Linked DNA regions of Mus musculus: region 2 is linked to region 1. A link is a loop called in an ENCODE intact Hi-C map of the cell type or tissue named here. Cell type or tissue: gastrocnemius. All regions are shown on one strand. Each heading gives the region's core, and the rest is flanking DNA. Links, peaks and the distances in the headings are about the cores only.

Region 1 (2,927 bases), core at 276-2,775:
CAACCAACTGGAAAGGCGTGTGCCTGCTCTCTCTCTGTCTGTCTCTGTCGTTATCTATCTCTCTGTCTCTCTCTACCTCTGTCTGACCTCAAGTTCAGTTCAGAAGGGCCCTTTACCCGTTCATGTAACACTCTGGACAGTCATCCTTTTTATGTGGAATTTGTTTGTTTGTTTTGAGGCCGGGTTTCTCATTGTAGTCTTGATTGGCCTGGAACTCACTCTGTAGACCAGGCTGGGCTCGAACTCAAGAGATCCAATTTGAGTACTGGGATTAAAGGCATTCACCACCACCACCATTTGGAGGGATTGTTATTTTTAAGAACGTGGATGTGAGAATCCTGGTATCTTAGACTTCCATTGTATTCTGGGCTTCCTAAGAAACCTTACAAATCTAAGTTAATTAAGCCTGGTAAGTCCTCTCTGTCATTATTGAAAGGTAGCCAGCTCTGAGATAGACTGGTTACCCTGGACAACAAATAGTGGCCAGATGGGAAGCCAGAGGCCCAAAGCAATGGCAAGGAAGAATGGAGTTAGGCAATGAGTAATTAATTGCCTCCCTCCTTTGCTTCAGCCTGCAGCAGGCCTCAAATGACTGCCATTTCTAACTGGGTCATTGAAACATTAGAGCAAACTTTCAGGTAATGGCTTAAGGGAAAAAAAAAAAAACAGAAAAAAAAAAAGCCTAAGATTCTAGTCTATTTAAATTGTTGGTTCTAAAGGCAGATTTTGAAATTCCCCTTCCCTCAGGGGGCATGTCACAGTGTGGAGACAGTTTTGGTTGTCACATGTGAGACAGGGCTATTTTACTGCCTCTGAACGTCCATAATGCATACAATAGGCCTCAGTAAAGACACATCCATGCTTAGGAATGTCAACAGCTTGGAGGTTACAAGCCCTGTGTTACTGTTGTTGTTACAAACTCTGTGTTACAGTTGTTGTTGTTACAAACCCTGTGTTACTGTTGTTGTTGTTGTTACAAACTCTGTGTTACTGTTGTTGTTACAAACTCTGTGTTACTGTTGTTGTTACAAACCCTGTGTTACTGTTGTTGTTGTTACAAACTCTGTGTTACTGTTGTTGTTGTTACAAACCCTGTGTTACTGTTGTTGTTGTTACAAACTCTGTGTTACTGTTGTTGTTGTTACAAACTCTGTGTTACTGTTGTTGTTGTTACAAACTCTGTGTTACTGTTGTTATTGTTACAAACTCTGTGTTACTGTTGTTGTTACAAACCCTGTGTTACTGTTGTTGTTACAAACTCTGTGTTACTGTTGTTGTTGTTACAAACTCTGTGTTACTGTTGTTGTTGTTACAAACCCTGTGTTGCTGTTGTTCACTAATGAGAGTAAATCCTCCCTCTGTAATCAGGCTTTGCCAGGACATCACAGTAATCCTCCCTCCTTAGCTTCCCAAGTGCTGGGGTTACAGGTGTGGGTCCTCACATGCGGATGAGACCCTGGCTTAAAGATTCAGGAGACAGCATGCCTTTTATCCCAGCACTTGGGAGACAGAGGCAGGTGGATTTCTAAGTTCGAGGCTAGTCTGGTCTACAAAAGTGAGTGCCAGGACAGCCAGGGCTACACAGAGAAACCCTGTCTTGAAAAACCAAAAAAAAAAAAAAAAAAAAAAAGATTCAGGAGACAGCTTCCAGGTACCCCAGGCTAAGCTGGAATCAGCCACCAGGGAAACACCCTGGGATTGGTTTATTTATTTACTTATGCATTTTATCTATTTTGAGGCAGGGTCTGATAAACCAGGTTGGCTGTGCATACTCAGCCTAAGGAAAGGTTTAAAAGCCTGGAAGGCTCCTTGCAACTAGAAAGATAACCACAGGGAGGCAGTAGAGTTTAGGGCGTTAGAACCTTGCTCTTGAATTCCATTTGCGTTGCCATCCAGGCTGGACGCCTCCAGACCGCTGTGTGGCCTTCAGCAAGTTGTTTAACTGCTCTGTGCGGCACAGCTCCCCAAGGTAGAGATGAAACTGCTATCGACTTCCTAAATGAAATTATGAGTGATGCCAGCTCTCGATTAGTTTTAGGGTTAAAAATTAAAAGCGAGTAGGGCAGGACACAACTTGGTTTTGGATTCACTCCGTAGCTGAGGATAACACTGGATTCTTGACTTTTGTGCCTCCACCTCCAAAGTACTGGAATTGCAGTGTAAATGCTGAATAGCTCCCCCAACAAATCCATTCCTATTAGATTAAGTTCACTGCAGTGCAGGTATCTCAGTGTGTGTGTGTGTGTGTGGGGGGTGTCTATGTCCAAAGGCTTTTGAGGGGAGGTTTCTCAGGAATTTGGTCCAGAGCACAGAAGTCACTGTTCCCATGGGGCCCAAGTTGCCTTTCTCCAGATTGTAAGCTGGCCTTGAACTCACAGAGATCCTCCCATCTCTGCCCCTGGATGGTGGAATTCAGGTGTGTACCACCACTCTTGGCAAATAGATGAAACTTATATTTATTTAATGTACTGTACAATGTTGAGGGTTTACCTGCATGTATGTGTGCATGTACGTATGTATGTATGCATGTGTGTATGTGGCTATGTACATATACTGTACCCAGTGTCTACAGAGGCCAGAAGAGGGAGGGCACTGGATCTCTCTTGAACTGAACTCACAGATGCTTGTGAACCACCATAGTGTGCTGGCTTTGCTCAGTTTGCCCGCAGGAGTCCCTGTGGGGTTTCCTTTTAAAGAGTTATCTTGAAAATCATGTCTGTGTCTGTGTGTAAGTATGTACACGTGTGTTCAGGGACCTGAGGAGGCCAGAGGCACCAGATCAGATGGAGTTACAGTGCCCCATGCGGCTGTAGGGAACCTGACTCAGGTCTGCAGGGAGAACGCTAAGTACCTCAACCAAGGCATCTCTCCAACTGCTATCTTTTTGCTTCATATAGGTAAGTGCATCTCTTGTCTAACAGCATGAA
Region 2 (2,927 bases), core at 143-2,642, 130 kb after region 1:
AGAGGGAAAATGATGGAAATCAGGTCTAACTCCTTCTGCTTAGTGACCAAGTAGCACATATACAAGTATGTATGGATATTTAAAAAACTTAATTGAAATTGTGTCTCCTTTATTCATCTCATTTTCTTGCCTGATTTACTATATTCTCACCATAGTGTACATGTTGTCTAGAGACTCTGGTTTTGATGTCTAAATTGGTAACATTTTTCCCTTGTCACTTTCCAATAGACCGGCGTCAGAATATTCTAGTCCTGGCAGACCCCTCAGCTGCTTTGTGGATGAGAATACTCCAATTACTGGAACAAATGGTGCAACGTGTGGACATTCTTCAGACCCCAGACTAGCAGAGAGAAGAGTCAGGTCCCAGCGACATAGAAATTACATGAGCAGGACACACTTACACACTCCTCCAGACCTACCGGAAGGCTATGGTACGGTAACAGCAAAGGGAACACTCACCTTGCTTTAAGAACATCAGAGACCTAACTGTTTGGGTTTGTTTATTTGAGACAGGGTTTCTCTGTGTCACCTTGGCTCTCCTGGAGCTCTCTCTGTAGACCAGGTTGACCTCCAACTCAGAGATCTACCTGTTGCTGCCTTCTGAGTGCTGGGATTAAAGGTGTGAGCCTCCACTACCACTCAGCCAGAGAACTAACTTTTAAAAAAATTGTTATTGTTGTCTGTTTTGAGATGGGGTCTCATACAGCCCAGACTTACAGTGTAGGCAGACAGCCCTTGAACTCCTGAGTTCCTTTCTCTGCCCACTCATCACATACTGGGGTTATAAGTGTATACCACCACACTGTGCTTTAAAATGATAACGTCTGAAAGTTAATTAGGCCTGAGGATGCTAACACCATCAAGGCCTGTGTTCATCTGTGGAATGGTCATAGGAGAGACATACTACACTAGACAGTAGAGGGGTGCTAATCAGGGATTAGGAATTCTCTGTGAAAGTAAATCTCCAATTTTAAAAAGTCTGTAATGATTAGAAGTCTGTGTAACAGTTTGGCCATAATCACTTATGAACCTTAGCTTGTATGTTCCTTTATAATAAAATGTGATGGATGTGAATCACTTGGTTATTATAGGAAGCTTATGAAATGAAATGAGACTACTTTGCAAGCAGACACTATGCAAAGATATAGCAATGCTATTGTACAGGCTCATCTTTACTTTAGACTTCTAGTGAGACTTTGGAGACAGATACTGACTTCCTTTTCTGCCTAATACTATAGATGTTGTGATAGTGACGCCTAATGACCAAAATTGGGAATTACATTTTCTAAGTAATTTATTTTTACTGTAGAATTTATATAAAAACTATTTTACAAACAAATAATTATAGTTTTATTTTAAAATAAATTTTAGCATCTTATTCTGAAAAAAGTCTCATCTCACTCCTATATCCTATCATTTGACTTGCGTTGCAATGAGTGGTTCCAGCATGGGAAACAGACCTGGCTTTGCCTGATACCAATCGTATTATTTAACCCTGAGAGCCTAGGTTTCTTCAGTAAAATGAGAGGAGTAATAGTAACCATGTTGGTTTGTTGCAAGAAATGACAGAATCTCCAGTGAATGAAGTGTCTATGTTTGACATAAAAAGCAAGTTAGGGGGGGCTGGTGAGATGGCTCAGGGGGTAAGAGCACCCGACTGCTCTTCCAAAGGTCTGAAGTTCAAATCCCAGCAACCACATGGTGGCTCACAACCACCTGTAACAGAGATCTGATGCCTTCTTCTGGTGCGTCTGAAGACAGCTACAGTGTACTTACATATAATAAATAAATAAATCTTTAAAAAAAAAAGCAAGTTAGGAAAATATATCTGTTGTTACATTTATATTTTGGAGATAATTCTTATGGAGTTTATCAGCCAGGTTATTTGGAGTAAAGGTGAACTTTATTTTTACAGTGTATGTGATTTGAGTTCAGATATTCTTTTGTAAGAATAAAATGGAATAATAAAATAAAATAAGTAAAATAAAGTAGTTACCAAGGCTGAAATTATTGTAGCTGTTGTCAGTTTTGGGTTTTTTCTTAGTGTTTGGGATTGAAGGCAGGCAAATTAGTCAGTGAGTTTCTTCTGGTCCTCAAAGCTGTACTTAGGTGGGAGTTGTTCATTGACTTCCTTGCAGACTTCCTTCTTAGACACAGTGTGCTTTATTATCTCATACATTGGCATTTCCACTGTATTTTGTTAAAATGAGTTTCCATGCAGAAGACAACAACTGAAACGTAACAGTTGAAGAAGCTCCTTACTGTCTTCCCATGGCTTCTCTACACCTTCCAGGCTTGGAGCTCATATACTTTTTTCTCCCCACAGTGCACGGATTTCCATTGTGCTTTTAAAATGAGTTTTATGACTATGTGCTGTGTTTTGTTGACTTTAGAGTCTCTATTTTATACCCTAGATGGCCTGGAGTTTTCATAGGTAGCCCAGGGTAGACTTGGACTTGTTGTCACTGCCTCTGCCTCCTGCATGCTGAGATTGCAGGTTTGTGACACCTTGCTTGCAGTCCAGGAAGAATCTTGAAATATCTTTGTTAACAAAAGAGAAATCACAAATTTGCGTATAAAATTGCCATCATAAAAAAAAATCATTAGTCTAAAAGTGTTTTAAAATTTTTAAAAAGCTCTGTTAAAGCAATTTTTAAAGTGGCTAGCCTCTTCCTCTGAGTTGTCTTCTCGCTTTTGGGATAATGGCTGTACCTCATCACCATTTATAAAGTTGTTTCCAGAGAATGAACAAATGATTTATTTTGAGACAGGTCTCACTAAGTAGCCCTGATTGGCTTAGAACTCACTATGTAAACCAGGCTTGCCTCAAAACTCAGAAAACTCAGAGATCGGCTTGCCTCTGTCTTCTGAGTATTGGGATTTATCATACCTGTCTGAATATATAATTTCTGAAGCCTTTTTTTTGG

What was found. Peaks named below come from ENCODE experiments on the same cell type or tissue, not always from the same donor. Only the 100,000 strongest peaks of a DNase experiment are listed, where the experiment ranks them.
Region 2: a loop joins it to region 1, with 4 times the contacts of the local background. A loop is called at or near these places in 34 of 42 quality-filtered maps.

What each region holds. Positions count from the first base shown.
Region 1 is chr11:106,979,556-106,982,482 of GRCm38, reverse strand. No RefSeq gene overlaps it. Among named protein-coding and RNA genes, the nearest start is that of Gm39424, 18 kb to the left of the region's middle. In gastrocnemius, for the core only: a CTCF peak has its summit at 1,822; DNase peaks (open chromatin) are centred at 506 and 1,867; H3K27ac peaks cover 796 bases.
Region 2 is chr11:106,849,951-106,852,877 of GRCm38, reverse strand. It overlaps Smurf2 (SMAD specific E3 ubiquitin protein ligase 2), which reads left to right. Exons shown (of 19, transcript NM_025481.3): 8 at 229-431. Among named protein-coding and RNA genes, the nearest start is that of Cep95, 62 kb to the right of the region's middle. In gastrocnemius, for the core only: a CTCF peak has its summit at 1,259; no DNase peak of the experiment used is centred there.